Linked DNA regions of Mus musculus: regions 2, 3 and 4 are each linked to region 1. The links are chromatin contacts, found by Hi-C in ENCODE. All regions are on one chromosome and are shown on one strand. Each heading gives the region's core, a stretch centred on a gene start or an enhancer-like site at or near the end of the contact. The rest is flanking DNA. Distances are from core to core; before and after follow the strand shown. Region 1 overlaps E030030I06Rik (RIKEN cDNA E030030I06 gene). Region 2 holds the start of Syt1 (synaptotagmin I). Region 3 holds the start of Vmn2r83 (vomeronasal 2, receptor 83). Region 4 holds the start of Aifm2 (apoptosis-inducing factor, mitochondrion-associated 2).

Region 1 (7,563 bases), core at 2,135-4,634:
AGCATTGGGGCGGAGCTTGCCGCCCTATCATCCTGCCACTCCCACTGCCTGCGTCCTAGCTGTTCCGGAGCCTTCGCGTGTTCACCTGCAACCTTACTCCACGATGATTTGGCGGGAATCGGGCCCCTTCCCCTGCTTCATAACTGAGTGTCGGAATTAGTAAAATCGAACCTTGATCAGAATGACTGCCTTGGTTTTATCATTCTCGCGTTCGCCTAGTCCCCTATTCTCTTCCAGATTCCAAGATGCATTTCCAGACTAGAACCCGGACATGTGAGCCGCTGGCCGGACACAACAAATAAACATGTTATTTTGTGGGTGAATAATCTATTGGGGGGTGCTTGCTTCAGTGAAAATGAGTAACGATGAGGTTTTAGCTCTGTGGTTGTATTCCTTTGTAAGTATATCATCATGGAAGTCATGAACCTCACTTGGAGTCAAGGAACATTGAGGTCTGTAAAAGGGAAACAGACACATCTGAGTAATTCTAGTGGTTTTCTTCTTGTTTAAGACTCAGGTCAACGAGTATCCACGGAGATAGATCCTTGTTTTAAAAAATAATGCTTCTCGTTTATTTCAGACCCACTGTTTAGATCTCTGACAGCCTTGAGCAGTTGGCAGTTGCCAGTATTTATGTCTACCAGGAGTGTGGGTAGGAAGTCTCATTTGCAGTACACCAATCTCCAAAGATTTCCTTTTGAAAACATTTTTTCTCCCTTCCTTAATTTTTACATTCCTGTCTTACTAGTGTTTAGTGGATAATTTTGTTGTTTCTGTGTTTTGAGGACAAAAATCTATTATCATACCAGAATGTTTGTTCTCAATTTACATATCAAATATGCCTTATTTTCTTCTCATTTAGATTTCCATTTATAACAGTTGCAGTTTTAACATACTTCACTGGAGATCCATTTATTTATAAATAGCCTATTGTACATTTGAACAAATAAACCAATAGGCAGTGTTTTCCTATTGTAAAGGAGTTTCCTATTGAAATCTGGAGTTCCAGATGCTGGTTAGCTTTAATGTGGGTGCTGGGTAATCAAACCTGGGTCCTCTGGAAGAGTAGCCAGTGCTCGGGGTGCTTGACCTAACCTACTATATTTCATTTATTCAGAGACATACTCAACAATCAACAGTAATAAAAAGCTCCAATCATAGTAGTCTGTGCACTGAATCGGTGGTGTGGGTGTCTCTCTTGTGTTGGGGGTGGGGGGGTCCAGCCCCAGGGCAGCTTCTAAGAGCAAATGCCATAAAAGTGTATACATGGGTGAGTACAGGAAATGCTGCTAGGTGGTCAGTTTGGGTCCAAGCCTATTGCAGATTACTATAGAACAAAGGAAGCAGTTCGATTGGCTTCTTTCATGATTGGTTTCCGAGGACACAACCAATAAGAATATGTAATCAATTCGGGCAGTAAAAGCAGAAACAAGGTATGAGAAAGTGTCCTTATAATAGTAGTTAACAGCACAAAATGGCAGGCTAGCCAGGTAAGAGGTTACCTAGGCCTTATCTAATCTGAAGTAGGCCTTCACATTCGATCTAGGCCTTAATAGTTTACCTGTACCTTAACAGCTAGCAGCTTTGCCCTCTGAGCCATCGCACATGCATGTATAGATGGATGAATATCTTTCTCTGTATTCATTCATTTATGAGATGCAAAGTCTCTGTACATGGTGCAAAAACATACAAGACAGACCAGGCCGGCCTCTCAAGTAAGTTCTGCCTCTGCCTCTCCCCAGTGCTGAGATCAAGACAATGTTTCTCTGCGTAGCCCTGGCTGTCCTGGAACTTACTCTGTAGACCAGGCTGGCCTGGAACGCAGAAATCTGTCTGCCTCTGCCTACAAAGTAGTAGGACTAAAGGCATGCCCCACCACTGCCCGGCAGTCTATTACTTTTAAATGCCAGATGAATCCATTCTTTTACATTTTCGGGTTGGTTTGTTAGTTGATTTTATGTTGTTTTTCTGGAAGTGTGGTGGCCTACCACCCACTCAAGACCAGGCATGAGAAATAAATAAGTAAAGATCTCTGAAACACAAATCTGGGGTTGGTACTAGCTGGCCATGGAAACACATACACACATGGAGTATTAAGCAGCTACATCCTCACCTGTGGGGGAGAGGGACATGAAACAGTTTCCACAGCCTTTTTATTGGTGGTGATGGTGATGATGGTTAGAATTCCTTGTTTATTTCTAAGAATCCCTGGGAAATATGATTTCTTTGATCTGTGTACCCTAGACTAACACACACACACACACACACATGCACACAAACATGGAGTGAGTGAGAGAGAAAAAGTAAGGAGAAGTGACATGAATTTTAGGAAAAAGAGATATTAATGGATTAATATTACTTCCATACATACAGACAGACAGACAGAAAAAAGAGAGAGAGAGAATTAGAGTAGAGCTGGGGCAGTTGTGGCACACACCTTTAACCTTGGGCAGATTTCTGCGTCCAAGGTCACCCTGGCTTACAGAGTGAGTTCTCTTTTCTCTTCTTTTCTTTCTTTCTTTCTCTCTCTCTCTCTCTCTCTTCCTTTCTTCATTCCTTCCTTCCTTTCTTTCTTTCTTTCTTTCTTTCTTTCTTACTTTCTTTCTTTCTTTCTTCCTATTATTATTTTTCTTTTTTTTTATGAGATAGGGTTTCTCTGTGTAGCCCTGGCTGACTTGGAACTCACTCTGGAACTCCAAGAAACTTTCTATGCAGACTTGGTTTCAGATACCTGTGGTTCCAGACTAAGCCAGCCTGCTCAGGGACATCACAGATAACTAGAAACATAGATTTCACCACCTCTTCATTCTATGTAACCAACCATGTAATATAGCAACACTGCACAAAAGCACTTGATAGTAAATAATTCAAAAGAATAAATTTATAGTTCTACTTTCTGATCATAAGAAAGATACTCAGTGAAAGCTGAAATGCAATCAGTCAAAAACTCTTTAATAAAATCCAAATGGCCTTCCTTATCAAACTTCTACAGACAACAGGACTAAATAGATCATGTTTCTCACTATTCAAAAACAAAAAGCAAAAATAACAGGCTAGGCAGTGCCTTTAATCCCAGCACTTGGGAAGCAGAGGCAGTCGGATTTCTGAGTTAGAGGCCTGCCTCACTCTACAGAGTCTCAACAAACAAAACAAAACAAAAAATAAAACAAACAAACAAACAAAAAGAAAGAACGAAAAGGAAAGGCAGAGTCAGGCTTTTACAGGTTTGAGGACAGCCTGCTCTACAAACTGTGTCCGACCCAAGACTGAAAGTCTCTGAGAGGAGTGGTCAGTGGGCAGGTCGCCTACAGCTCACAAAGGAAAAGGCAGAAGTGGTGTCAGGAGCTCCATCTGCTGGGGGACTCTGGGCTTGTCAGCTCTGGGTCCCAGCCTCCGGTCCTTGGTCCTCTGACTGCCGCCGGCAATCCCAGAGCTGGGAGCAGGGACCTTCGGAAGCAGAAGATAGGGCAGAGGGGAAGGAGCTGTGGGTTGAAGATGAGGCTCTGTTTCGGGCTTGGGGCTGCATGCTCACCCGGGGAGCGAAAGCAGCTGGAGGAGGAGTTGGCGTGGCAGGGCGAGCCCTGCCCGCCTTGTCACAGCCGGGCCAGAAAGCATGCTGGTCCAGGCAGGGTTTTAACCGCCGCCTCTGCTGCTGCTGTGCTGACCCACCCGTGCGCGTGGGAGCAGAGGGGGAAGGGCTCTGAGACGCATGGGGAATCTATGGTTTGATTTATGGCAGTGAATTCTAGAAGAGGTAGGGCTGTTGATCCAGGTGGGACCCAGGTCTGCTCTGAAAAACAGTGGCTTTAACTTCAAAGATAAGAGTCAAACCAAAAGTCCCCTCTAGTGACCATTTTACATTAAAAGTCGGTCACTCGGAGGAGCAAAAAGTCTGCCAAGGTCCCTTCTTAATTTCTACTGAAAGATTATGGGCCCTTGATCTAACTTCAGTCCAGTGGTCTAAAGTCAAACTTAGTGGGGGTCGTTACAGTCCATCCAATATCACGGAAAACACGAAACAAACACAAAACAGACACACACACACACACTGACAAATACCTGAAAACAGACACAAAAAACAAACACACACTGACAAACGGACAAAAAACAACTCAGAAATGCAAAAAAGTCAGGGAAGTGCTTAAGTCTTCCAATCTAGGAAGACTATTAACTCTTTACTTTCTGCCCCAGACAGACTCCTGGAGTCCTTCCTCTCGCTCAGGGCATCCCCCCAGAGCGAGCAGCAGCCCTTCTGCTGTTCACACTCAGTGCCTCATCCCAAGGTAGAGGTCTTCATTTCTCACGAAACGTAGAGGCTGCAAATTTCAGCACTGAACCTCGCCGGCTCACAGAAATATTTTAGACAAAAAATTTCACCTCCAAGTGGGTCTTCGGAGACGTGGGTGGTCACGCCAATCCCGGATGAACCCCCAAATGAAAGACTCTGAGAGGAGCCCCTTGCTCAGGCCTCAGGACAATAGCAGACACCCAAGAACTCAGGAGAGACCAAGCTTGATGTAAACCACAGGAGGCTTTATTTGGGGAAAGCCGGAGCTCTGGGGACAACTCATATCCCACACAGAGGTAGAGGAGTCGACCTCTAGGGGAAAGAGGTCCCAGTTTTTATAGGCCCTGGGGAGAAGTGGGGAGTAGGGGATTTCCAGATCTAAACAATGTCTATTCTCAAGAAATGGGTATGGGAGGGGTACAAAGAAAGAGTCTGGTGCAGGTGTATGTAGCAACTCAGGATTGGCTGGGCTGTGGTTGCTGGGGAGATTTTCTGACTCTTTCTCAGCAACCAATATCACAAACACCAGGCAGTGAGGTGCAGCAGTGGGCACACAACTGGGTTTAAGGAACGGTTAGAACATTGGCAGACACACGAATTCAAGGAGTGGCCAGAGCATTGTGCACCTCTATTTTTCTAAATCAGTGAAGCTAGTTCTGCTAACAGAGAAATCTATTTTGCCAATTTCAGGGCTTCTGTGACCTTTTACATTCTGTCAGGATCTTTCATTCCCCACTTCTTCTAGTTACTAGTTCTAATCTTAGAACTAAGCTGCAATCTCTTCTTCAAGGTTCTGCAGAGACTGGTATTGTTGTCTTAGTACTAACAGCTGGATGGCACCAATTTTTTCTCTAATAAAGGTCACCAATTTATTAAGATTTAGTAGGCCACACATCAGCAGTAAGAGCAAAATTATTAGAGGGCCCATCAGAGTAGAAATGAGGGTGGTCAACCAAGGGGGGTTTTATTTTTCAGGAGCTTGCTTTATGTGAGAGGCATGAATCTAAACAGAGATGCCTTTTACTTTGACAGCAGTGGGGGTGGTCAGCAGCACGATGTAAGGGCCTTTCTAACAAGGTTTTAGATTCTCAGCTCGATATCATCGGACAAGAACTGCATCTCTCACCTGGAACTGGTGTGGTACCATTAAATCTCCTGGTTCGTAGGCCTCTTTGAGCTGCTCTTAGGAGGTGTTGATTATGAATCTGTATATGAATTTATATGAGATTATGCATATTTGATTATGTAAAAGTTTTTCCTTTTGAGAGTGTTATTCTCTTTTCCTGGTTCAATAGAAATTTATTGCTCCAAACTTCCCCTTAGCCTGGACAATAGGGAAAAGGCCCTAACCCTAACCCTAACCCTAACCTACCTGCTGTTTTAGGGTGAGGTGCTAAGTGCCTGAGACTACAATCTCTGGCCTCAGATGAACACAGAGGGCAGGTCAGCTACAATAGCATAGTAATTTAGACTTAGATAAGTTAATCAGATACAGTAGCATAGTAACTTAGAGAAGTAAAGTTTTTATTATTATAAAGCAACCATAAATATGTCGTAAGACAAAGTCTTACCCTCCACGGAACTCTTCCCCCTCTGCCAAGCTCTTCCCCCTCTGCTGCCTCAAGAATAACTGACAAGAAAGAAGAACCTCGCTGGAGCTGGTCCCCTGGAAGTAAGATTGTAATTCTAGGTGCTGATATCTGGTTTTGTGTGGTAGAAAATATTTGATCTCAACCCAGGATTTCTACACATCCTCTGACCATTTAGTTCCTGGATAAAAGATGCATACAACCTTTATATTTATGATAAGCCTTAGTTAGCACAAGAGTTAGGCAGATAGCTATCCTCTATATTGTATACATATTTCTCAGCCAATAATTCCATTATATAATTTTCCATGGATTTGTCTGGGCTGCTCTTAACTCTAATTAGACCACTACTTTAATTACTTTAATAGTCATTAATACATGACCATTACTTAAGGTTCTTAATTCATGGTGGTTTCTCCTCTATTTATCTTCTTCTATCTACCTCTGTTATGATCTCCTGCCATCCCCAGGCAGGGAACACCAGAAAATGCCTATCTCAACACTGCCAAGTTTTTGACTTATAGGCACTTTTATTTACAATTCAGAAATAATTTGCAGGGCGTGGTGGCACACACCTTTAATCCCAGCACTTGGGAGGCAGAGGCAGGCAGATTTCTGAGTTTAAGGCCAGCCTGGTCTACAAAGTGAGTTCCAGGACAGCCAGGGCTATATAGAGAAACCCTGTCTCAAAAAAAACAAAAAAAAACAAAAAAACAAAAAAAAAAACAACCAACAACCCACAAACAAACAAAACCAACAGAAATAACTTGGGGGCAATGTCACATAATGTCACTTGGGTTTACATGCAGGCTCTCTCATCTCTGGAACAACCAGGTCTTGGGGGCCTACACTTAACATTACACTATTGTATTGTAATGTTATAAGCAAGCAAAAGATTATTGCCCCATTCCCTTAGGGTTGGGGTGAATGGCTCTGGATATTTTAGGAATTATAGATATGTTTAACTTTAAGGGATAGTTTGCAAGTGTTGTAGCTTTGGACAGGGAGGAAACTAGAGAGCTTAGACTCAGAGATTTCTATCTTTTCTTTCTTCTTCTCTATCCTTCTTTCTTAAGTAAAGTAAAAGGGATTTGAAGAGAAAAGGAGGAATATAGTAATATCATAGAAGTTAGAAGAATAGACAAATAGGAATAGGTTGTCAAATTTACTCTTAAACAAAACATTGTATAGCCATAATCGTACATTGATAGAAAGCTTTATAATTGATGTAAAATTAAAGTTATAATTTCTTACATTGGTACAGAATTTGATATAGGATTAAGGTTTTCATTGGTATAAATCTGTATATAGATACAAAATTAGAAATTAATAATGTTACTCTTAGTTAGGTGTTGTGCCTATGCAACTAATTTAAGAGTACAAGGCTTTGACCCAGTCCTTCTAATAGCTGTTATTACAACCTGTTTAGGATGATTAGTAACACAAGTTAAGGACCAGATAGCAAAGTCATGGTTATGTTAGATTATGATTCAATTATAATGAAGTATTTTCAATTTATTCAAATAGAATGGCTAAGAGTGGTTAAGGTTTAACAGTTCAGATATACTTTATATCGATAGGTAGTGTGACATTGAATACTATTTCATTATTAAGGATCATTTGACCATGAGATACGTCTGCTCCTGACAGCTCCCCCTTTATGGTTCAAAGAAGATACTGAGCATC
Region 2 (7,563 bases), core at 1,755-4,254, about 87 Mb before region 1:
CAGCCAGTAGAACTTAATTGCTGAGTTTCAATTTGTGGTGATTTGAATATGCTTGGCCCATGGGAAGTGGCACTATGAGGAGGTGTGGCCTTGTTGGAATAGGTATGGCCTTGTTGGAAGAAGTGTGTCACTGCATAGGTGGGCTTTGAGGGCTCCTAGTTCTCAAGGTCTACCCAGTGTGGAAGAATCAGTCTCCTGCTGGTTGCCTTCAGATCAAAATGTATTTCTGCCTACACGGTGCCATGCTCCGGATAATGGACTGAGCCTTTGAAACTGTAGCCCAGCCCCAATTAGATGTTTTCCTTTATGAGAGCTGCCTTGATCATGATGTTTCTTCACAACAATGAAACTCCAACTAAGACAGAACTCAAAGAGACTCTGTCAAAGAAGGCAGGTGGCATTCCCAAAGACAATAAGTTTTCCTGAAGATAATAACCCGGTCATCCCTTGGCCTCCATAAGCATATGTTCTTTCACAGACAGACAGGCACACACACACACTTATAAAAACATGATGTTGATACTGTACCAACCAAATAGGACCAGGCAAGGTCTTGAATGAATTCCCAAATGGCTGACAACAATATGAAAATATAAAGGAGAATCAAAAACTTTGGTCCCAAAACAAAACAAACAAACAAACAAACAAAAAACCCAAAAATAAAACAAAACAAAACAACAAAAAATCTTACTTTGTATCCAGTCAGTATATATAAATAATCTTCTTAATATTGATAAGTAAAAATGCTACTAATTCTAAAATTAAGTACAGTGAAATATGCCCAAAGCCTATTTCTTATTATAGGCAGCTGTCCTCTTCAAGAAACACTGAGGGGTGGGGTGGGGGAGTTCTGACATATCCATGTCCCCTAGAATACTTTCCACTGAAGGACACTGTGGGTAGCCTATGATGTGGACAGAAAAAACGAAATTGCCTAAAATGATGATAGACCCAGGGTTTGGAACAGAAATTCAAAAATTCTATATTCCCATTCCATTCATTAACGTGTTCTTCTTTTTTCTACATGTTGCTGTTGGTAACTGGGAAAAATATGTAGCTTTTAAACTAGGAAAAAAACTAAATAGAGAGCAATGTATATTTTTAAAATAAAAATTTCCATTAGGTGGATATTATAATGCTTCTCTCATGCACTCATCTTCATTGGAGAATAAAGACAAATACTCAGTTTTTCTACCTGCTTTTACTCTGACCCACTCCACTCCCCCTTCTCTTCAGGCCTCTCCCCTCCTTGGCCAAACATTTCAAATCAACTTACAATGTCTGTTATCTCCTCTTCTCACCTATGAAACTATTTTCAAATAAGGTTTAGGGGCTTTTTTTGGAAAACCGAAGGTGCATATTACATAAAGTTACAAGTTGAAGGTGTATTATTTTCTTAGTTTACCTCTGATTCTAAATTCTTGATAATGCAAACAAAGCCCAAAACAAAAGGGTTCATGTCCCAGAAGGATACATTTATGTGAAAGTGGCCACCTTTGGGCATATATTCTGAATCTTAATCTTAAACATTATATAAATAGAAGAGATTTAATTACAAACCTGAAGAAATGTGTTACTGTTAATTGAATTCTCTCTACAGTTACCTTTGCACACCAGTGTTAATGAAACTCCAGTTCAAAGTGGATGAGTTTGGGGAATTGCGATCGCTATTTATTTCCTTACCTGAGATGCCAGGATCATCCTGTCAGGAAAATAAAGAGCCCAATTAGGGGAGTGCTCATTTGTGGCTATTGATCAACTTTACAAAAACTGCTAAGATTTCCAAGCAAAACAAGAGGTTCTGAGGGCACTGAGCAAGGTCAAGCGAGTGGGAAAGAAAAAAAAAAATCTCTGTTAGTGACAAGAAAGCATTTCACCTGTGGAGTAAAAGGCTCCTGCCCTTGGGAGCTAGACTCCACCCCAGGGCCAGCCAGCCTGCCCTCCCGTCCAAGCCTCTCAGCCTCCCTGTTTGGCATCTCTCGGTATTACCAAGCTATAAATTGCCCAGGAGCTTAGAGACAATCAGGTCACGGCTGCTCTCACGAGGGAAAAGCTTCTTACTTCCGAGCAGAAGGGTTCAGCTAGGAAGAGGAGGGAGAAAGCCCTTTAGTCCCCCACCGTGCGGGCGGGCAAGGGGTGAAGAGAGACGGAGACAGGGGGGGGGGGGGCGAGCACAAGCCCAAGAAGGTGGAAAAAGCGTGCCTAGCAAGGTCGCACTTGACCCAAGTCTCCAAACTTATTGGTCGCTGCATGGAAACTCCCTGGGCGCTCGCTCCATTGCCTAGCAGCTGCAGCTGGGTGGAGCCTCGCTCCTCCGCCCCACCTATGGATGGACCTTGCATACAGCTCTGGTCCACCACACCCTTCCTGGGCGGTCTCTAGACATCTAGCTGCCCTGACATTATCGGAGCCTGGCTTCCCACTCGAGTTCAGACGGAATGATGTGACTGGTCTCCCAAAGCAAGAAGGACCACCTCTATCTCAGTAGTCCTGCTTCCCCACAACTCCGCGGTGTCAAATGGCCAAAGACAAACTTCTGCCTCTCTCGCGTCCCAGCTCCCACCTTTTCAACCTAGAACTCACACATATCGAAACTCCTAGGATGCTGTGTAGATCTGGGCATGCTCAGTATCAAGGCAGGTTTTGATTGAAAGTTAAAAAAAAGCTTTGTATTAGGCTTGCTTCTTATCCAGTGCTTATGGCTTACTGAACAGGTTGAGGGCATTCCCGAGTCTACCCACCGGGTCTAGAAAATTATCTTTTAGTGTTTTCTCTTTGGGATCTGGTCTCCTCTTAGTTCACCCCACCCCCGCCACTCTCCTAAACCCCTCTCCTCAGGTCCCTGTCCGCTGTGGGGATGGAGAGACTCTAACAGTACTGGGCTGGGCTCCGTTGCCTGAGAGGAGCCACCTATTATCAGTGCTCTCTGATTGGCTCTTCTGAGCAGCGTACCTTGGTTGGAACCAATCAAGAGCCGGGGCCGGGAGATGATGGGCGGCCGCCTCCTCACTGGAGGGATTCCTGGAGAAGCTGCAGTGTGGGGATGCTCTGACCGAGTTCAGCCCCCAGTGTCTTTCCTCCTCCTCCTCCTGCAGCGACAGCATCCGCAGTTAGCAGTGGGCAACTTGAGGCTGTAACCGGGGCAAGCCCCCAGGGTCCTGCTCACCCAACAGGGGGCTCAGGTCCCCGAAGGGGTGTGTGCAGGGCGGGGGCGGCCAGCTGGGACCAGCTGGTGGCCCTAGAAAACCTCACCCACACCCACACCCACACACCCCTTTTGTGTTGCAGGCTGCCCCTCTGAGAGCGGAGGCAGCGAGAGAGTACTCGTGTGCCTCGCACCGGTCCGCGGTGAGAGCAGCGGGGACCAAGACTCGCACCATCTCCCGGTCGGTCCTCGCTCCAGGTAAGGCAGCCCCACTGGCAGCGCGGCCACCTCGGTGGTACCTTGGTACCTCTGCGCTTCAATCTGTCGAAGAGACGTAGGTACACTTGATTTGTGGCGATGGGAGACCTAGGGAGGGATCCCCCCGTAAGCCTATTGTGAGAAATGCAAGACCACAAGTGCATCTCCGGGGAAAGCACTTTGCACAGGGCTGGTGATTCAGAACCAGGAGTTGATGTTGGGCATCCCCCATCTTCTTGCTTCTTCCATTCTCTCCTCTGTCCTCCACCCCCCAGCCCCCTCTCTCCTCCCCCTCCTCCTATTCTAAGCCAGTACAGCCCCCCACCCCCAACGGGGGGTGGAGGATTGTCTTTCTTACAGGGAAGAAGGGCAGTGAAGAAGAGAAAAAAGATTTCTTTCTGTTGGAGGGAGGATAGATTGCAACCCCGTGTGAAAATATGAGTCCAGGAAGGGATGAAACCACACAGGGAATTAAACTGAATGAGAGTAGACAAGGAGACCAGCTTCTGCTCTCAGAAAGGAAGTGTCAAATTTGAATCCATCTCCTCCTTGCAAGAGGCTACAAATGGAACAAAAATAACCCAACACTCCAACCCACTTTCAACTGCTTAATTGCTGCTGCTCTCCTGTGCCTGCTATCAGAATCTTCTTGTTTGCATCTGTCCTGTGGGGCTGACAGTTTGGGATAGCACCTCAGGGTCACTGTCTGAACTTTGAGGGCTTGTTGAGTTTGTAAAAATTAAAACTAGATCATCACCCTCCCGAGATTTACCCAGGTAGCCTTTATAGTGGGAGGGTAATAACATGGGAAGTTTCAAAACCTTTCCAAGTGACACCAGAATTATCAGGAGACTTGACTTTTACTTTGATCTTGCTAATCTGGTTAGCCTCTGTGGACTGTGGACGTGTTGATGTCCACTTCCCTAACCTTAACCCTTTGGTGAAACACAGGAAGTTTAACTTTTGTGTTAAAACTGCTTTTGTGCATGAGATTTCATTTTTTTTTATCTTTTTAAAGGCTGCCTCCACATGTCACTGTCTAGATACTAAATTCAAGTCTCAACACACTCTTTTAATATGAAAACACTAAATAGATATAAAATTGATGTTTCTTCAGTTTTCGTGTTCCCTTCAGGAGGTAGATGTAGGTTCAGTTGACAGGATCCTCTTGGACTAGAGGAAAGTTTAGAAAGTAATGGGAGGAAGATAGTCTCACATTTGAAAGATCTTAAGGGGGAAACATTTCTCTTCTCACATCATGTTAAAAAAGAGAGCCATTGAAACAACTTCCATAACTGTCAGAGAAACAGGTCAAGCACATCGCACTTGTTAGACAGAGTCTTGACAATAGCTTCTGCAATCTCTAATTCCATCATCTCTGATCTAAGCTTTGTTTTCCTATTATTCCTCGGAGACTGATAAGCGATTACCATCAGCTGGGGGGGGGGGGGAGGCGGTAGCGAAGGGAAATATCCAGTTCTATGTAACAGGAGGGCAATGCAACCGGGTTCTGCAGGAGCAAAGCGAAAGCAGGAGATGCTGGTTCCAAGATAAATCTTTCTGATGTATCAGGAGAGACGCCAAGTCGTAGGTTTTTTTTTTCTAAATGCCCATTTGAGATAAGAAGAGGGGGTCTTCCCTTTTTAAGTCTCTCTCAACTCCCACACCAGCCTGGGTACCGCAGGTAGGTCTTTTCAATCACACACCTTTAACTTGTAAGTTTCTACACAAACTTAGGAAAGAACCGACTTCATGTGGCATCAGTGATATTGACTTGTATATTGATAAATATTAATATTGTACATTGTTTTCAAAACCGTTTTCTATTCTTGATCTCACCTACCTTAGCAGACTTCATGCACCTAAGCAAGTGAGCGTGCGCGCGCACACGCGCGCGCGCACACACACACACACACACACACACACACGCACACTCCCCACACCACACACATACACCATATGTATACACTCATACCACTCGTGTAGAGGCACACAGGAGATTTTTCTAAAGCTAGACCTCTAAATGACTTGAAAATGTAGTGTCTCTGCTGAGATCTATGACTTCAGAGGGAACACTTTTTGGGTACAAGGACAAAAGAATAATCACTTAATTACTTCATGTGTGTGTACAGCTGAGTTCACAAGTTTAGACATGAAAAGACATAAAGGAAAGAAGTAGCTTCCCGTGGGGACAAAATAAGATTCTGTTTGCGTGTTTTTGCACTGTACCGGGGAGATGTGAAAACGTGGGCTTGGATTTGTTTGCATGACTCTGTGTAAAATATTAATTCTATCAACTGCGTGTACAGAGATGTTTATGAATGTGAAATTTTTTTCATATACTTCTGAAAAAAATTGAGCCTTCATGTCCTGCAAGTCATATCTAATTGTAAGATGTTATGAACGGATTGAAGACTTTAAATGAATTTAAATGATACAGGAAATTTATGCTCACAATTTTATACACTCCTAATCTTTCCCCTTTAAGATGATGGTATAGTAAGTCTTAGTAATGCTTAAGAGTGGATATGACAATTATAATTTAAGATATGTTTATCAGAACTGAAGGCTGCAACTGTAGAAGGGAAATCCTAGTCCTGAAATACCACATGATAGTAACCAATATTAGTTTCAAACCTTGTGTCTACATAGACAGTGTTAGCTATCCTAGCTGGTTAAATTATTAGGTGGTTCTAATCAGTTTTTTTAAAAAGGAGAAAACGTGCTATTTCCTTTCTCAGATATGCATACTAGACGTGATGCTAACAAAAATAAAACTAGGAAATGGTAGTTTGTCTTAATTTTGTTTGCAAAATGGGCTGTGAGATAAATAAATAAAATGAGGAATGCCTTGGAAATCTGAAAGTTAATTTGAACTTCCTGATAGTCTAATAACACATTGAAATAATACCAAGTAGTCTCTTTTGATGTCATTATATTAAATCAATTTAGAGTATATCCCCAAAACAGATTCTCATAGCCATCTTATGGGAAAGAATTTAGATTTAAGGAGGAAATTTATTTAAATCTCAAACCTGGTTCTCGTGCTTCCCAGTTTATGCAACATCTGGGAAGGGTTATTATTAATTTTAATTTGTGACATGGTATTTATCTTCCTAATGGTAATTATTATGCAGTTTTGGGGGGTAAGAAAAGCACAATAAGACTATTTGATTATATAATAGAGAATTTTATCTAATAGTATGGGTAACCCAGGCGAAACATGGACGTTATGCCAAATTATAATGTAGTTATAGTTTTACAAACATTTTACAAAAATGTAATTTTTTTCTCATTAAATATCTGATCCACTTGTGTTTTAAGTATTTTGATGATTTATTAGTCATGAATGTATCTGCATTGAAAATTTATTAGATACAAGATGATTCCTAGCTGAATTTTATTTTCATTAAAATTAGCCAAATCTATTTATACACGGATAAAACAAATGAGTATAAATACATAATTTTAATTTGTATATATATATATATATGTATATAATTTTCATACTTATACACATATCCTAAAATTATGTAATATTTTTTAAATGATGAGAATGTAATGGGTAGTATTTTATAGTAGGTGGAAAATTGGGGTACTCACTTTTCTAGTACCAGTCAAAGGAAGGTAACAACATTTTAGCAATATGTTAATGAGACTTTGGGTAGAAAGCCTATGATACCTAGAGACAAAATATATGTGCTCCAAGAGCTTCACTTTCACTGGCATGTGTTTCCCACGACCGGGGAAGAAGGGATGGAATGACTTCTCGGTATAAGAAGATGTTCCTCTCTATACGCTTAGCAGAAGTTGACATCATAATGTTGTTTGATTCGGACATAATCGAGGATAACGTCTGTTTGTAGTGGCTTTTCAGATGTTTCAGTGACCATTTGCTTCTAGGTAACATGTTCATTCATTTTTTTCGTTTTATGGAATTGGATGACATGGCTAGTATTGCTTTTTTTCGAGTGGGGAAAAAAGAGTGGTATCTTCACGTCTAAATTCTTCAAGGAAGGACTTACATTTTTCATTTGGTTACATAAACTTCATCCAGACCTTTTCATTTTACATGTGCAATTTCCTCAAGAGAATTTTCATCTGTCCCAGCAAAAGGGAATGGCTCTTCTCCCTTAGATTCACAGAGAGGTCTTGAGATG
Region 3 (7,563 bases), core at 3,033-5,532, about 57 Mb before region 1:
GAAGGAGTTACAGAGACAAAGTTTGGAGCTGAGACGAAAGGATGGACCATCTAGAGACTGCCATATCCAGGGATCCACCCCATAATCAGCTTCCAAACGCTGACACCATTGCATACACTAGCAAGATTTTGTTGAAAGGACCCAGATGTAGCTGTCTCTTGTGAGACTATGCCGGGGCCTAGCAAACACAGAAGTGGATGCTCACTGTCAGCTATTGGATGGATCACAGGGCTCCCAATGGAGGAGCTAGAGAAAATACCCAAGGAGTAAAGGGATCTGCAACCCTATAGGTGGAACAACATTATGAACTAACCAGTACCCCGGAGCTCTTGACTCTAGCTGCATGTGTATCAAAAGATGGCCTAGTCAGCCATCACTGGAAAGAGAGGCCCATTGGACTTGCAAACTTTATATGCCCCAGTACAGGGGAATGCCAGGGCCAAAACGTGGGAGTGGGTGGGTAGGGGAGTGGGGGGGGGTATGGGGACTTTTGGGATAGCATTGGAAATTTAAATGAGGAAAATACCTAATAAAAATATTAAAAAAATACCAGTGTATACTTCTATATACCCTTATATATAGAAATAATAAACAGGCTGAGAAAGAAAATAGGGAAGCATCACACTTCACAACAGCCACAAATTATATAAAAAATTTGGTGTACAAATAGCCAAGCAAGGGAAAACATACATAATAAAATTGTCAAGCTATTGAAGAAGGAAATTGAAGAAGATATCAGAAGACAGAAAGATCTCACATGATGATGTATCAGTAGAATCAACATAGTAAAATTGGCCTTTTAACCAAAGCAATCCCCAGTTTTAATATTATTCCCATCAAAATTACAACAAAACATTTTACAGACCTTGACAGAACAATACTCAATGCCATATGTAGGATAAAAAACCCAGGGTAGATAAAACAACCTTGTAAAATAAAAGAAAATCTCAATGTACCATTATCCCTGACTGCAAAGTGAACCTTAAAACGTTAGTTTAAAAAAGCATACCGTGTTAGCAAAAAATGTAGAAAGATTGATTAATAGACCTGAATTGAAAACCTTGATGTAAATCCAAACACCTATTGACACCTGAATTTTTTTTATAAAGAATCCAAAAATATACAATTTGAAAAAAATGATCTTCAATGAATGGTTATGGTCTCAGTATATGCCACATTTTATAGAATACAAATCAAATGACTCTAAGATTCTATCACATATATGTCAGCATGTTTAAGATAAAAAACAAAGTAGTACTTCATGTTGGTGAGAATGTAGAACAAAAGGAACCCTCTTCCATTGAGGGAAAAATTGTACAAGTCTCTTGATAAACCATATATTTATGCAAAATATTGTGAATTGATCTTCCTGAAGAATCATCTATACCACTCCTGGACATAAGTAAAAAGGACTCTATTCTACCACAAGTACACTTGCTCAACTATGTTCTTAGCACCTTAATGTGTAAGAGATAGTATCAAGAAGCAATCTATATATCCCTCAACCAAAGAAGGGATAATAAAAATGTGGTACTTTTACACAATGTAATATCAATCAGAGCTTAAAAAATAACATTGTAGAATTTGGAACTAGAAAAAAAATTATGCCAAGGGAGGTAAACCAGACCCAAAATATAAACATGACATGTTCTAACCTATAAATACTAACAAGAATGTAAAGATAGTCATGCTATAATCAACAGATTTTGAAAGACTAAGTAAAAAGAAGGTCTTGAAGGAGGATGCAAACATCTTCAAAACATAATAAATATTAATGCTATATTCATATAAGAACTCATTCTTATGTTTAATTTATAAGCATGGTCTATGACTTCCATAATCATACTGGACTATTAGATTGTGAATTTAAATGAGCTTACATGAAAGATGCTACACTTAAATAATTAGGATTTTGAGGGTGGTTGCTTAAAAATCTCTTGTACCTGATAATATAAACAGTTATATTTTTGCTGAAATAATGTTATAGTTTAAAACTGCCCCTACAGAAAATGGATCAAATATTCAGACTTCATTTTTTTGTGTGAAACATTTTAGCTTGAGTTTTCAAGCTTGTCTTTCTCTTGTTTCTGTATCCAAAATACCTTTGCACTTAAACTATGAATATCTTATACTAAAATGTTGTAGAATTAATTATATAAAATGAAAATAAAATGATATTCAATTACACACAGATAAATTGAAACATCTGCGTTGAGGTAGATAAGGCCAGCCACCCTAAAACACATGAACTTTTTTGTTTATTGTAGTCATGATGTGTGTACTTGTAGACATAGAACCAGAATATGAGGAAAATGGACAGAAGACTTTCAGAATACTCCTGTTTCAAAATGACTATACACTCCCTCACTGTATTATAAAGGATTTAATCAGAAGCATGAATAAAGTTTAGTAGATATTAATGTATATCATTCATATACCCTGTCTTGTACATAACTAGATACTTTTAAAACCTGTTACACAAGGCAAATATATTTATCATACATGGAAGAAATTGAAAAAGGCTCTATCTCAGAATTTTATTTTCTTATTTTTGAGACAAGCCATTTTTCAAATGTTCATATTTGATGAGCTAGGCACTTAAATTTGTTTTACTGCAACTGTGTTCTCTCAGACAGATTTCCACTAACATTTTCTGGAGAGACATAGTGTATAGTACATAGTAGTTCCTGAGATAGAGAAACTAGATAGAGGAAAAGAGGAATCAAGTGCAGCCTAAATTCTTGCAAAATTAAAAAATACATATCCCAGCCGGGCGTGGTGGCACACACCTTTAATCCCAGCACTCAAGAGGCAGAGGCAGGCGGATTTCTGAGTTCGTGGCTAGTCTGGTCTACAAAGCTATACAGAGAAACCCTGTCTCGAAAAACAAACGAAACAAAACAAAATACACATTCCTGGTGCATGCAGAGGTCTAAATGAAATATTTCACCTAATTGTGAAATTTTGGATTAGTCTAATCAACTTTTTAATTAAAATTTAAGATAAAATATGAAGATATATTTTAATTCTCTAATGCCATATTATTGTTGAATTGTTCCCATTCTGCACTTTCTTGACCTAATGATGTATAATCATACCAGGCTGTAGGCAAGGTGTTGTAATTCCTTATTCACAAGACTCCACTCATTCCTTCAGCAAGTTTCCAGCAACTGACTACAAGCATTTTCCACAGGTTGAATTCAGAGTTGAGAACATGCTTTGTTTCTCCATTTCAGGTCTTTAATTTATGTACATCCCACAGTGATAGAAATGTCAGCATGATAAAACACTTTATTGCTTTTAAAGTCTATTGCACATCATTATTTCTCTCTAAAGTCACCAATGAAATTGAACCAAACTGTTTAGATCTGCAGTCCTTGCAGATTTAAGGCTGTCTGAGGAGGAGCTCTCAGTAGACATAAACTCATAAATTATGTTTGTATGAATAAATTCATAAAGTCATGTAATGTATAATGGAAATATACAGATTGAGTAGGGTTAGATGGCAAACAATGTCTGATATCAGAAGATGTGAGAAAGAATTACTTTTAATACTATGCAAAATTTTGGGTACACAATAGTGGTGAATATAGACAAATTTCTAATTCAGTCCTTACTATACCCAAATCATAGGCACCTGAGGCAAGCAACATCTATTATTATAGAACAGGAGGAGGAAATCCAAAGTCACTGAATGTCTGCTCTAACACAACCATGACTGGAATTCCCCAATTATCTGAAGTGCTGAGTCAAACCACTGTCAACAACAGTGGCTTTAGCACAGAGCTGATATTGTATGTGCTCTGAGTCTGAGGAATTACAGTTAGCACAGGGAAAAATGAACAAATTGCAGCCATCAAATATGAAACATAAAACTCTGAAGTGATACATTTCTCTCCTCACTTGAAAGGACACAAAGATATCACCAAATAAACTAGAATTAAAGAGAGGGTCTTGGATGGGAACACACGGACCCTCATAATGAGAAATACTTGCAGTAATGTTCAAATCCACACTTAACCTAGGGAACATGAATATTTAAAAATGAGTCAATATAAAGTACTTACTCTAAAACATTGTCTATGTCAAAAGATAATGTTTTCCAATCTATTGTTTCACTTACAGGCAATGACTTTAAAATTGGAAAAAATGCACCAATGACCACAGTCCCATCATGGTGTAGTAGATACTCTGACTCAGATAGACAGGATGAGGTTGCAAAAGTCCAGATGAGAGTTGGCATTTGTAGCAGCCAGGTGAAAAAAAGGCAAGAGAACAGCATATTAATAGATGTTTCTGCCAAGTTCTAGGCCATGGGATGGTACAGTCCATGGTATGTAACACATTTATACATACACAGTTTATGTCCATGCATTTGTGGCTTTCAGTATACTTTTGTTGACTTGATGACTGAGTATGTCACTCTAAGTAGCCTGAGATATTTGCATGGATTCTTTTCTCCACCCCTTGAGAGTTTGGTAGCACTTTTTGCTTCAGGCTCTCCATCTGGGACACAACACTCAGTGAAAAACAGGTTAATGTTTAAGACAGCATATTTTTCTTCAGCCATAATCACAATTATTTGTTCTAAGACTCCAAAACCCCATGGATAGATTCTCCTTCTGTGCTTTTAGCCACAAGGGTTTACTAAGCTAGAATTCATGTGAGAACCCTTGAAGAAAATGCACCCTCATAACACCAAAGGAAATCATTAATGGAAAAAAGCCCAGTAGGGACAGACAAGGAAAGATCCAGACCAGGAGCTGATGAACTAAGTTAAAGGAGCACCAGGCTGCATAAAACTTAATACTCTCATTCTTCTGTTAATATTTTACTTTCCTATCTCAGGATTCTGAAACCATTCTGTTTATGATACATACATAGCTACATATGAATATTTCATCAGTCTTCTGCACCAGACACTTTGTGTCTCATTTTCAGGTAACCACTGTCAAGGTGAATTTATCACCTCAGATTTATAACTGAATTTCAATGTAGAAATCATGATAATAATTTTGTCTTAATTTTGATTTTCTTTGCTATTGTTCTCTATTTTTATCCATGTTGGAACATTGAATTTATAGATCCACATTACCCTCCTTACGGTTTTGTACCGCTCATTGCCCTTTTTTGACATAAGGGAGATACATCCATGTCTAGGAAGAATAGGTGCAGAGGATCTCTACGTTCCTTTCAAGAAGTTACTGTATGAGCATATCATAAGCAATGATTATTTCCTAGCTCACAATATAATTTTAGGGCAGTGTAAATACTTTGTATTACATGTTAATGTAGCATTAACATGGTTGCATTACATGTTAATTTCATTGTCATGAAAGCTGAACCACATAAAATCTGAAACAGTGTATAGACGATAAACATTTTAATGCCCAAACATCTCTTCAATGTTAGACCCAAAATTTTATTTATAACAACACTAAAATTTGAAGAAAAAAAAGTCTGCCTGCCCAAAGCCTAGAAGCTCTGGCTGGATGTGGGCTCCTTCCCTCCCCCTGTTCCCCCACACCCCTCTGCCCTCTTTCCCATAACCCCGGGGCTACAGGGTGTTGCCCCAGGGCCCCTGGTCAGGGGCTGCCTCTTGTCCACTCCCTGTGGAGTGGATTCTGTGGCTTAGATGCCCACCTGTGGCTGAGTAGAAAGTGCCTGGCAGTCCTCCTGTGTCTGCCTGCCCAGAGCATAGGAGAAACTCTGGCTGGGCTTCAGATACCCTCCTTTCCCCCTCTTTCCCCTACCCCTTTAGTTCTCACAGTTTGTTTGAATTAATTTTATATCCATACATTTTGCTGAAGTTGCTAATCAAGTTTAGGTGTTCTCTGGTGGAATTTTTGGGATCACTTAATTGTACTATCATTTAATCTGCAAATAGTGATATTTTGACTTCTTCCCTTCCAATTTGTATACCTTTGATCTCCTTTTGTTGTTTAATTGCTCTGGCTAGGACTTTGAGTACTATATTGAATAGGTAGGGACAGGGTGGGCAGCCTTGTCTAGTCCCTGATTTTTGTGGGATTGCTTCAAGTTTCTCTCCATTTAGTTTGATGTTGGCTACTGGTTTGCTGAATATTACTCTTATTATGTTTAGGTATGGGTTGAATTCCTGATCTTTCCAAGACTTTTATTATGAATGGGTGTTGGATTTTGTCAAATGCTTTCTCAGCATCTAATGAAATGATCATGGAGTTTTTTTCCCTTTGAGGTTGTTTATGTAATTACAGATTTCCATATATTGAACCATACCTGCATCCCTGGGATAAAGCCTACTTGATCATTATGGATGATTGTTTTGATGTGTTGTTGGATTCAGTTTGCAAGAATTTTATTGAGTATTTTTGCATCTACATTTTTAAGGGAAATTGGTCTGAGGTTCTCTTTCTTTGTTATGTCTTTGTATGGTTTAGGTCTAAGTGTAATTGTGGCTTCATAGAATGAATTGGATAGTGTTCCTTCTGTTTCTATTTTGTGGAATAGTTTTAAGAGCATTGGTATTAGGTCTTCTTTAAAGGTCTGATAGAAATCTGCACTAAACCCATTTGTTCATGGGCTTTTTAAAAATTTTATTATTTTTAAAAATTTTTTTTACTACGTATTTTCCTCAATTACATTTCCAATGCTCTCCCAAAAGTCCCCCATACTCTCCCCCCACTTCCCTACCCACTCATTCCCAGTTTTTGGCCCTGGCGTTCCCCTGTAATGGGGCATATACAGTTTGTGTGTCCAGTGGGCCTCTCTTTCCAGTGATGGCCGACTAGGCCATCTTTTTTTTTTTTTTTGCTGTTCTTTTTTTTTTTCTTTCCATTTTTTATTAGGTATTTAGCTCATTTACATTTCCAATGCTATACCAAAAGTCCCCCATACCCACCCACCCCCACTCCCCTACCCGCCCACTCCCCCTTTTTGGCCCTGGCGTTCCCCTGTTCTGGGGCATATAAAGTTTGTGTGTCCAATGGGCCTCTCTTTCCAGTGATAGCCGACTAGGCCATCTTTTGATACATATGCAGCTAGAGTCAAGAGCTCCGGGGTACTGGTTAGTTCATAATGTTGATCCACCTATAGGGTTGCAGATCCCTTTAGCTCCTTGGCTACTTTCTCTAGCTCCTCCATTGGGGGCCCTGTGATCCATCCAATAGCTGACTGTGAGCATCCACTTCTGTGTTTGCTAGGCCCTGGCCTAGTCTCACAAGAGACAGCTACATCTGGGTCCTTTCAACAAAACCTTGCTACTGTATGCAATGGTGTCAGCGTTTGGAAGCTGATTATGGGGTGGATCCCTGGATATGGAAGTCTCTAGATGGTCCATCCTTTCGTCTCAGCTCCAAACTTTGTCTCTGTAACTCCTTCCATGGGTGTTTTGTTCCCACTTCTAAGGAGGGGCATAGTGTCCACACTTCAGTCTTCATTCTTCTTGAGTTTCATGTGTTTAGCAAATTGTATCTTATATCTTGGGTATCCTAGGTTTTGGGCTAATATCCACTTATCAGTGAGTACATATTGTGTGAGTTCCTTTGTAAATGTGTTACCTCACTCAGGATGATGCCCTCCAGG
Region 4 (7,563 bases), core at 3,727-6,226, about 40 Mb before region 1:
CCCACAAAGCCGGGCAGTGGTGGGCACACCTTTAATCCCGACAGTTGGGAGGCAGAGGCAGGCAGATTTCTGAGTTGGAGGCCAGCCTGGACTACAGAGTGAGTTCCAGGACAGCCAGGGCTACACAGAGAAACCCTATCTGGGGGGGGGGGGAGAAAGAAAGAAGGAAGGAAGGAAGGAAGGAAGGAAGGAAGGAAGGAAAGAAAGAAAGAAAGAAAGAAAGAAAGAAAGAAAGAAAGAAAGAAAGAAAGAAAGAAAGAAAGAAAGGGAAAGAAAGAAAGAAAGAAAGAAAGAAAGAAAGAAAGAAAGAAAGAAAGAAAGAAAGGGAAAGAAAGAAAGAAAGAAAGAAAGAAAGAAAGAAAGAAAGAAAGAAAGAAAGAAACAAAGTCCCACATATTCATATAACCTATTCTCTGTCCTGAGACTTGCTCTGTAGACCAGGCTGGCCTCGAACTCACAGGGATCTGCCTGCCTCTGCCTCTGGATTAAAGGCATGTGCCACCAAGCCTGGCACCGACCTGTTCACTTTTAAAGGGTGAATACCATTTTTCCATGAAAGGCTTGCCTATGGGAAAGTCAGGCAACAGAATCAGTATCTGTCGAGCTGTTCACTCTGTGCAAGAAGTAAGTCAGACCCTAGGTGCATAGGTGTCACACACACACACACACACACACACACACACACACACACACACACGATTGCTGCAATGCCTGGCGTTCCCTGCCTTTGCCCTGGGGCTTTGCAATGCCTAGGCGGGAACTGCTGAAGAACGCTCAGCCTTTTTCAGACCTGGCCTATTATGACGTGAAGAGTGGGCTAAGAAGGAGCTTCTCTTGTTTGGTTTGCTAGACAAGTACATGTTATTTTTGCAAAGATAACTGGCCTTCAGAAGTGAGATAGGCCCGTGGAGATGGCTCAGCTGGTAAAGTGTCTGCTCTACAAGCATGAGGACCTGAGTTCGTATCCCAAGAACCCACCACTTAGAAGCTCAGCACTATGGGCTGGAGAGATGGCTCAGCGGTTAAGAGCACTGACTGATCTTCCAGAGGTCCTGAGTTCAAATCTTCCAGAGGTCCTGAGTTCAAATCTTTCAGAGGTCCTGAGTTCAAATCTTCCCAGAGGTCCTGAGTTCAAATCCACATGGTGGCTCACAACCATCTGTAATGAGATCTGACGCCCTCTTCTAGAGTGTCTGAAAACAGCTACAGTGTACTTACATATAACAAATAAATAAATCTTTAAACAATAACAACAACAACAAAAGTTGGGCATTGTAACTCCAGCACTGGGTAAGCAGAGATGAGCTGAGCCCACTGAGCCCTGAAGGTGATTGATTGCTCAGCTGACCTAGGCAAACCAATGAGTCTCTGGATCAGAGAGACCCTGTCTCATTAAAAGGAAGGGAGAGTGTAGAGGTGCAGGTCTTTTCTTTTTTTTTTTTAAGATTTATTTATTATTATATGTAAGTACACTATAGCTGTCTTCAGACACACCAGAAGAGGGAGTCAGATCTTGTTATGGATGGTTGTGAGCCACCATGTGGTTGGTGGGATTTGAACTCTGGACCTTCGGAAGAGCAGTCGGGTGCTCTTACCCACTGAGCCATCTCACCAGCCCGAGGAGCAGGTCTTTAATCCTAGCACTCTGGAGGCAGAGGTAGGCACACACACATACACACACACACACACACACACACACACATACACACACACACACACACATACACACACACACACACACATACACACATACACACACATACACACACACACATACACACACACACACACACATACACACACACACACACACACACATACACACACACACACACATACACACACACACACACACATGTTAGACAGGGAAGCTACCAGTGATGGTACATCATACCTGTGATCCCAGAACATAAGTTCAAGGCTAACCTTAACTAAAAGAGTGAATTTCAGGCCTACAGAGTAAAACTCAATCTCAAAACAGAAAACAGTGAGAGGGCTCTATAACTATATGATTTCTTTCTTCCTTAATCGTTTATTTATTTCTTATGTGGATGTTTTGTCTGTGTAGCAAGTATATGCAGTCCAGATCCCCTAGGGCTGGAGTTATAGGTAGTTGTGAGCTGTCGTGGGCGCTGGGAATCAAGCCAGGGTCCTCTGGAAGAACAACCAGTCCTCTTAGCCACTAGGCCATCTTTCTAGCCCCATGATTTCTTTAACCAAATATAATTCACGTACACAGGTTACCATTTAAAGTGTAATTTGGCAGCTTTTACTATACTTTCCAGATTGCACAACCACCACAGCTATCAATCCAAATAACTTTCATCAGGGTGTGATGGGACATGCCCATAAACCCAGCACTCCGGGGGACACTGAGGTAGAAGGCTAGAGAGTTCAGGGCCAGCCTGGAATGTGTGGAGAGCCTGTCTTGGAGAAATCCTTTGGTAACTCTTCATGCCCTTGTCCTACAGATTTGCCTATCTTACGTGTTTATGCAAGTGGAGTTATCCAGCACACAACCTCTCATATGGTTCCTTTCCTTGACTTGTATGGCGTCAGTGTTCCTTCTTCACATGGCTAAATAACACCATCATATGACCAAACCAAATTCCCATGCGTTGCCCAACACTTTAGCTTTCGCTTCACGGTTGTTGTGAACAGTGTCTCTGGGGACGGACATCTGTGCGCAAGGTTTTAAACTTGGACATACTTTCAAGTTTAGTCTAAGGCTATGGGCAGAGCTGTTGAGTTGTGGATGACCCTAGCTTTAACTTCCAGCAAGGAAGTACAGAGAACCTCAATTATAACTACTGGGTTCAGAAATAATAGCTTAAAACAGTGGTCCTCACCCTTCCAAATGCTGAGACCCTGTAATACAGTTCCTCCTGCTGTGGTGACCCTCAACCATAATATTATTTTCATTGCTACTTCATAGCTGTAATTTTGCTACTGTTATGAATCAAAATGTATATATGTGTTTTCTGACGGCCTCAGGTGACTTTTGTGTCATTCAGACCCCCAAAGGCATGGAGACCCATAGGTTGAGAACTACTGGTTTAAAAGAAGTTTTAAGTGCTAAGTGATCTGTTGGTGGGGTGTTTGCCTAGAATGTACAAAGTCCTGGGTTAAATTCCTAGTATCGAGTAAAACAGGTGTGGTAGTGCACACTTGTAATCCCAGTATTAGAGAGGTGGAGGCAGGAGAATCAGAAGTTCAAGGCCATTTTTGGGCCCATGGTAAGTTTGAGGCTGCGAAGGGCTACATGAAGCCCCATCCCGTCTCCCTGCCCATCCCAGGTAAAAAAAAAAAAAACTTTATTTCTAAGTAATTTACCAATTGCCCCATCTCCCAAAACGTACAAACACATACACAATGTGGTGGTTCACACTTGAACTTGCCTATCAACCGTCCTCTCTGCCAGACAGGCAGCCTGAACCCGGTGTAAAGAGACCTTCAGGAATCTAGTGGAACACATTTCTGCCATAGCTGTTCAGAGGTCAAGCTTCAGACAACACACAACAGGAACCCTGTGCACCCAGGCCAAAGTGAAGCCACCCTGCTGTCTCCGCCACAAAAATCACCACCCAGCCTTTTGAGTCATCCAGGCTTCTCAGGAAGGAAAATTTCAACATTGACACACAGGGTAGCCACATCTCCACTGTGGCCTCGAGGCAGAAGAGGCTCCTGAAGTGTGACTCAATAGGCTATGATATCTGTCCCCTCTTCCACTGGGGAAGGGAGGCGATGGCTCCCCTCTTTGGACACCAAAGACCAGGCTGAGAGTGAGCACTCTAGGGACAGCTGCTGAGGAATGCACCCCTAGATATACCGTTGAAAAACACCCCATGCTAAAAGGGACTGGCTGATAGAATGAAGAGGAGAAGGAAAAGAAGCACTCACTTTGGCATAGACACTCCTGCACTCAGACACACACACACACACACACACACACACACACACACACCCCAAGTGACCTGCCCATCCCTGGCCATTGCCAACCTGCATCTCCCTCCAGACAAGGCCCACTGGCTGTACAGTACTTGATAGGCCCAGCTCTAGTGAACAGGAGGTGACTTAGGCCAGTGTTGACATGCAGTCCCTTGAGAGTGTGGCTGAGCACTTGGGGTGTGTTGGCAGGGGACACAGGCTCATGTTAGAAGCTGATGCTAGCCTTGGTTCATAGGTGCTGAGTGGGGAGATCTGGAAGTTTCTTTCCAAACTACACCTGTCCTCCCCCGGGGGCCTCAGCTCTTAAGACAGCTGAGCATTCCCCCCCCACACCCCTAAATCCCAGGGTCAAAATTATCTTAGTGAGCTATGGGGATGTGTGGAGTGTGTGGTCTTGGAAAGAACAGGGTGCCTGGGAAGAGGGGGAGGAGGGAGGAAGAAAGAGTAAGAGAGAGGGAGAGTGGGAAAGGGAAAGAGAGAGGGGGAGGAGAGAAAGAGAGAGAGGGAGAGAGAGAGAGAAGAGAAGGGGATTCAGTCATTGCTGGTCTCGCTTTTTCTAACAGAACCCCTATTTCACAGGGGGGCGGGGTGAAGCAGGCCTCCAATGCACCCCTGGGTAACCCTACTCACTTTCTCTGAGATTCCTAAGGGTCTCCCGCTGCACTCAGACACCTCAGTCCTTCTGTCTGAGACCCTCCCAAGATCAAGGCCACGCCTGCCCCGCTACCCCTGCGCGTCCTGCTTCCCCCTCCCAAGACCCCAAGTTCTTCCCGGACAGATTTAGCGGACATTGAGGAGCAATGAATCCCGAGGAACCTGGTCCTCCGGACCGGCGTTAAGTATCCTAGGCAACGGCCCCCTCCTAATTCCGCGGCCCCTGTCATGCCCCTAGTGTACCCCACGCCGCGCGAGGGAACAAGGATCCCCAGTGACCTCACCTGTAGCGGTCCTTGGTCCTCGCGTCTTCCGGCGCTGAGGCCCCGTGTCGGGGCGTGCCCATCACTGTCTCCGGGTCGCAGCCCCGCCCCGAGCCCCGCCCCCGAGCCCCGCCCCTCCCGCTGCCCTGGAACTGACCTTGACCGCCTACCAGCCGCTCCCTACTTGGACACTCCCAGCGCTGATGCAGCCTAGCTAGCCTCTCAGCCTGCCAAGATCCTGCGCCTTAGTTTTGCCAGGGGTTTCTGGGAGACAACCGAGAGCCTCCCCAACACACACACACACACACACACAAACACACACACACACACACACACACACACACACACACACACACACACACTAGCTTTGCCATCTGCACACATGTGCATACGGACTGAGCGCCTGCTGTTCGCCCAGTCTTTGGTCCTGCACTGGAGCTTTAAAATGGAGAGCGGAACCGGTATATCCTTTGGTTATATGGTAGCCTGGAGAAAGAAGGGGTTTAACACAAGACTCAGGAGCTGTTTGCCTATCCTGAGTGCCCTGGATTTCTTACCCACAGAAGCAGAGCACGGTGGTGCATACCTGTAATCCTAGCATTTAGGAAGTAGAGGCAAGAGGGTTAGAAATTGGCTACTGAGTCCACTTTGGACTTCCTGAGATCCTGTCAAAAAAATGAAGCCATCAAACCACCACTGCTGACAGACTGCAGTGGTGCAGCCTTTAATCCCAGCACTAGGGAGGCAGAGGCAGGAGGATGTCTGTTGAGTTTGAGGCCAACTCGGAGCAAGTTCCAGGACATCCAGGGGCTACACAGAGAAACCAGGTCTCAAAAACCCTACAAAACAAAACAACAACAACAAGAAGACAAACAAAACACTACCACATCTCCTGTCACCTACTGCTGTAAGGAAGCTTGGAGATCAAAAAGTATTCAGGCCTCTCTCCCATACTGAAGTCAGCCCTGAGCAAGGGAGAGAAGCAAGCATGTGTGCCAAGTCACAGAAGGATGCCAGAGATAGGAAAGCCAGAGCATTCGAAGCTACATAGGGGAACGATAGGGCATCTGTCTCCAAGCAGATATTGTCCCCTACCCTAGGGGCAGTAGGCAAGTGTCCGTGAGGTCACGTACATACCTGAGCAGGGTGTACTAACTCATGCTTGTACCCACAGCCACTGGGGAGGCTGAGACAAGGAGGTTTACAAGTTCAAGGATATCCTGGGCTACAGTGAGAGACCCTGTCTCAAACATACATAGGCAGTAGGTAGCATTTCTTTATTTGGTTGGTTGTTTTGTTTTGCTTTGAACACTTGTTTTGATGAGAATTTCACACATGAACATTTCCATCATTTCCATCCTGTCTTCTATAATTGCTACTGTTGCACACACAGAAACAGACAGAGACAGAAGCTACCTGAAGGGCTCCAACAGGCCCAGGCACGACATACATGGTACCAGCAGCTTTTACCCTTTCCCCTTCCCTCTCCTGGCTAAATCCTTAGATCATTACTAAAGCTAGCCCCGCAAGGTCGGCTCCCCTAACTGGCCTCTGACTCATTTCTGAGACTGAACACCAAGGTCCAGCCATCAAAATTCATGATTTGGCTGCACTGGCTAACTGTCCAGTCAGGATTCACCAACTCATCTGAGTACAGACTTCCCCTTTTTCTCCTTAAAAACTGTCCTTCAGAGACACCTGCTGCTGCCTTTGTCCCATCCACAGGCAGCTCCCCACCCTCCACCAATTTGATCTTCTGGGGTAATAACTCTCCTTTGGTGCCTGGGGGTGTTCTGAGCCACCTCCAAGCTCCCCTCCCTTCACTAAGTCCGTTTCATATTTCCCTTATGAACATGTAACCATCTGGGAATGGGTAATGTCAGCAGAATGAGGTTTCCCTAGAGAAACCTCATAATCAACCTCTCTCTCTCTCTCTCTCTCTCTCTCTCTCTCTCTCTCTCTCTCTCTGAAGCCACTAACTGCTAACTTTAGAGATGGGGCCTTATGAAATTTCCCCATCTGCACAGCATGTTACCTGGTGTGATTATTTGCAGGCCTTGTTTAAGCAATCCTATTAAGATTTTGTGGCAGGACCATGTCTAGAAGACATTAAGTAGGGCTGGAGAGATGGCTCAGTGGTTAAGAGCACTGACTGTTCTTCCAGAGGTTGAGTTCAATTCTTAGCAACCACATGGTGGCTCACAACCATCTGTAATGGGATCTGATGGCCTCTTCTGGTGTGTCTGAAAACAGCTATAGTATCTCATATACATAAAATAGGCAAATCAAGAAGAAGAAGAAGAAGAAGAAGAGGAAGAGGAAGAGGAAGAGGAAGAGGAAGAGGAAGAGGAAGAGGAAGAGGAAGAGGAAGAAGAAGAAGAAGAAGAAGAAGAAGAAGAAGAAGAAGAAGAAGAAGAAGAAGAAGAAGAAGAAGAAGAAGAAGAAGAAGAAGACACTACATCACAGCTTTGAAGACCTCTGGCTCTTACAGTCATCCTGTTCCTTCTTCCGGCTTCCTGAGCCTTAGGTAGAGCAGTAGTGTGGTAGATGTTACCCTGTAGTTAGTTTTACTTTGCCTTTTGATCAGTTGTGGATCCCTGTAACAGCCTCTAGATTGTTGCAAAAAGGAAGTTTCTTTGAAAAGGCACGAGAGCTACATTTAATCTGTGGATGTAAAGCTAAGTATTTAAAAGACAGA

What was found. Hi-C counts contacts between places; a loop is a spot of excess contacts on that map.
Region 2: a map of T-helper 17 cell shows a loop between it and region 1 (1117-fold over the local background). The contact joins the promoter of Syt1 here to the enhancer-like site in region 1. A Hi-C loop is called at or near these places in 5 of 37 maps with a recorded cell type or tissue (T-helper 1 cell, T-helper 17 cell, T-helper 2 cell and 1 more).
Region 3: a map of T-helper 2 cell shows a loop between it and region 1 (118-fold over the local background). The contact joins the promoter of Vmn2r83 here to the enhancer-like site in region 1. A Hi-C loop is called at or near these places in 2 of 37 maps with a recorded cell type or tissue (T-helper 17 cell and T-helper 2 cell).
Region 4: a map of T-helper 2 cell shows a loop between it and region 1 (136-fold over the local background). The contact joins the promoter of Aifm2 here to the enhancer-like site in region 1. A Hi-C loop is called at or near these places in 3 of 37 maps with a recorded cell type or tissue (T-helper 1 cell, T-helper 17 cell and T-helper 2 cell).

The regions. Positions count from the first base shown.
Region 1 is chr10:22,136,917-22,144,479 of GRCm38, reverse strand. It overlaps E030030I06Rik (RIKEN cDNA E030030I06 gene), which reads left to right. Exons shown (of 2, transcript NM_001254745.1): 2 at 1-176. The coding sequence ends at 59. Among named protein-coding and RNA genes, the nearest start is that of E030030I06Rik, 8.6 kb to the left of the region's middle. Within about 2 kb of position 3,384, at least 1 of the 3 ENCODE cell types and tissues checked has a DNase peak (open chromatin) inside an H3K27ac peak, as active enhancers do.
Region 2 is chr10:109,006,416-109,013,978 of GRCm38, reverse strand. Syt1 (synaptotagmin I) reads left to right here and starts at 3,004. Exons shown (of 11, transcript NM_009306.3): 1 at 3,004-3,403.
Region 3 is chr10:79,465,677-79,473,239 of GRCm38, reverse strand. Vmn2r83 (vomeronasal 2, receptor 83) reads right to left here and starts at 4,282. Exons shown (of 6, transcript NM_001104537.1): 1 at 4,068-4,282. The coding sequence starts at 4,282.
Region 4 is chr10:61,712,676-61,720,238 of GRCm38, reverse strand. Aifm2 (apoptosis-inducing factor, mitochondrion-associated 2) reads right to left here and starts at 4,976. Exons shown (of 10, transcript NM_001284300.1): 1 at 4,887-4,976.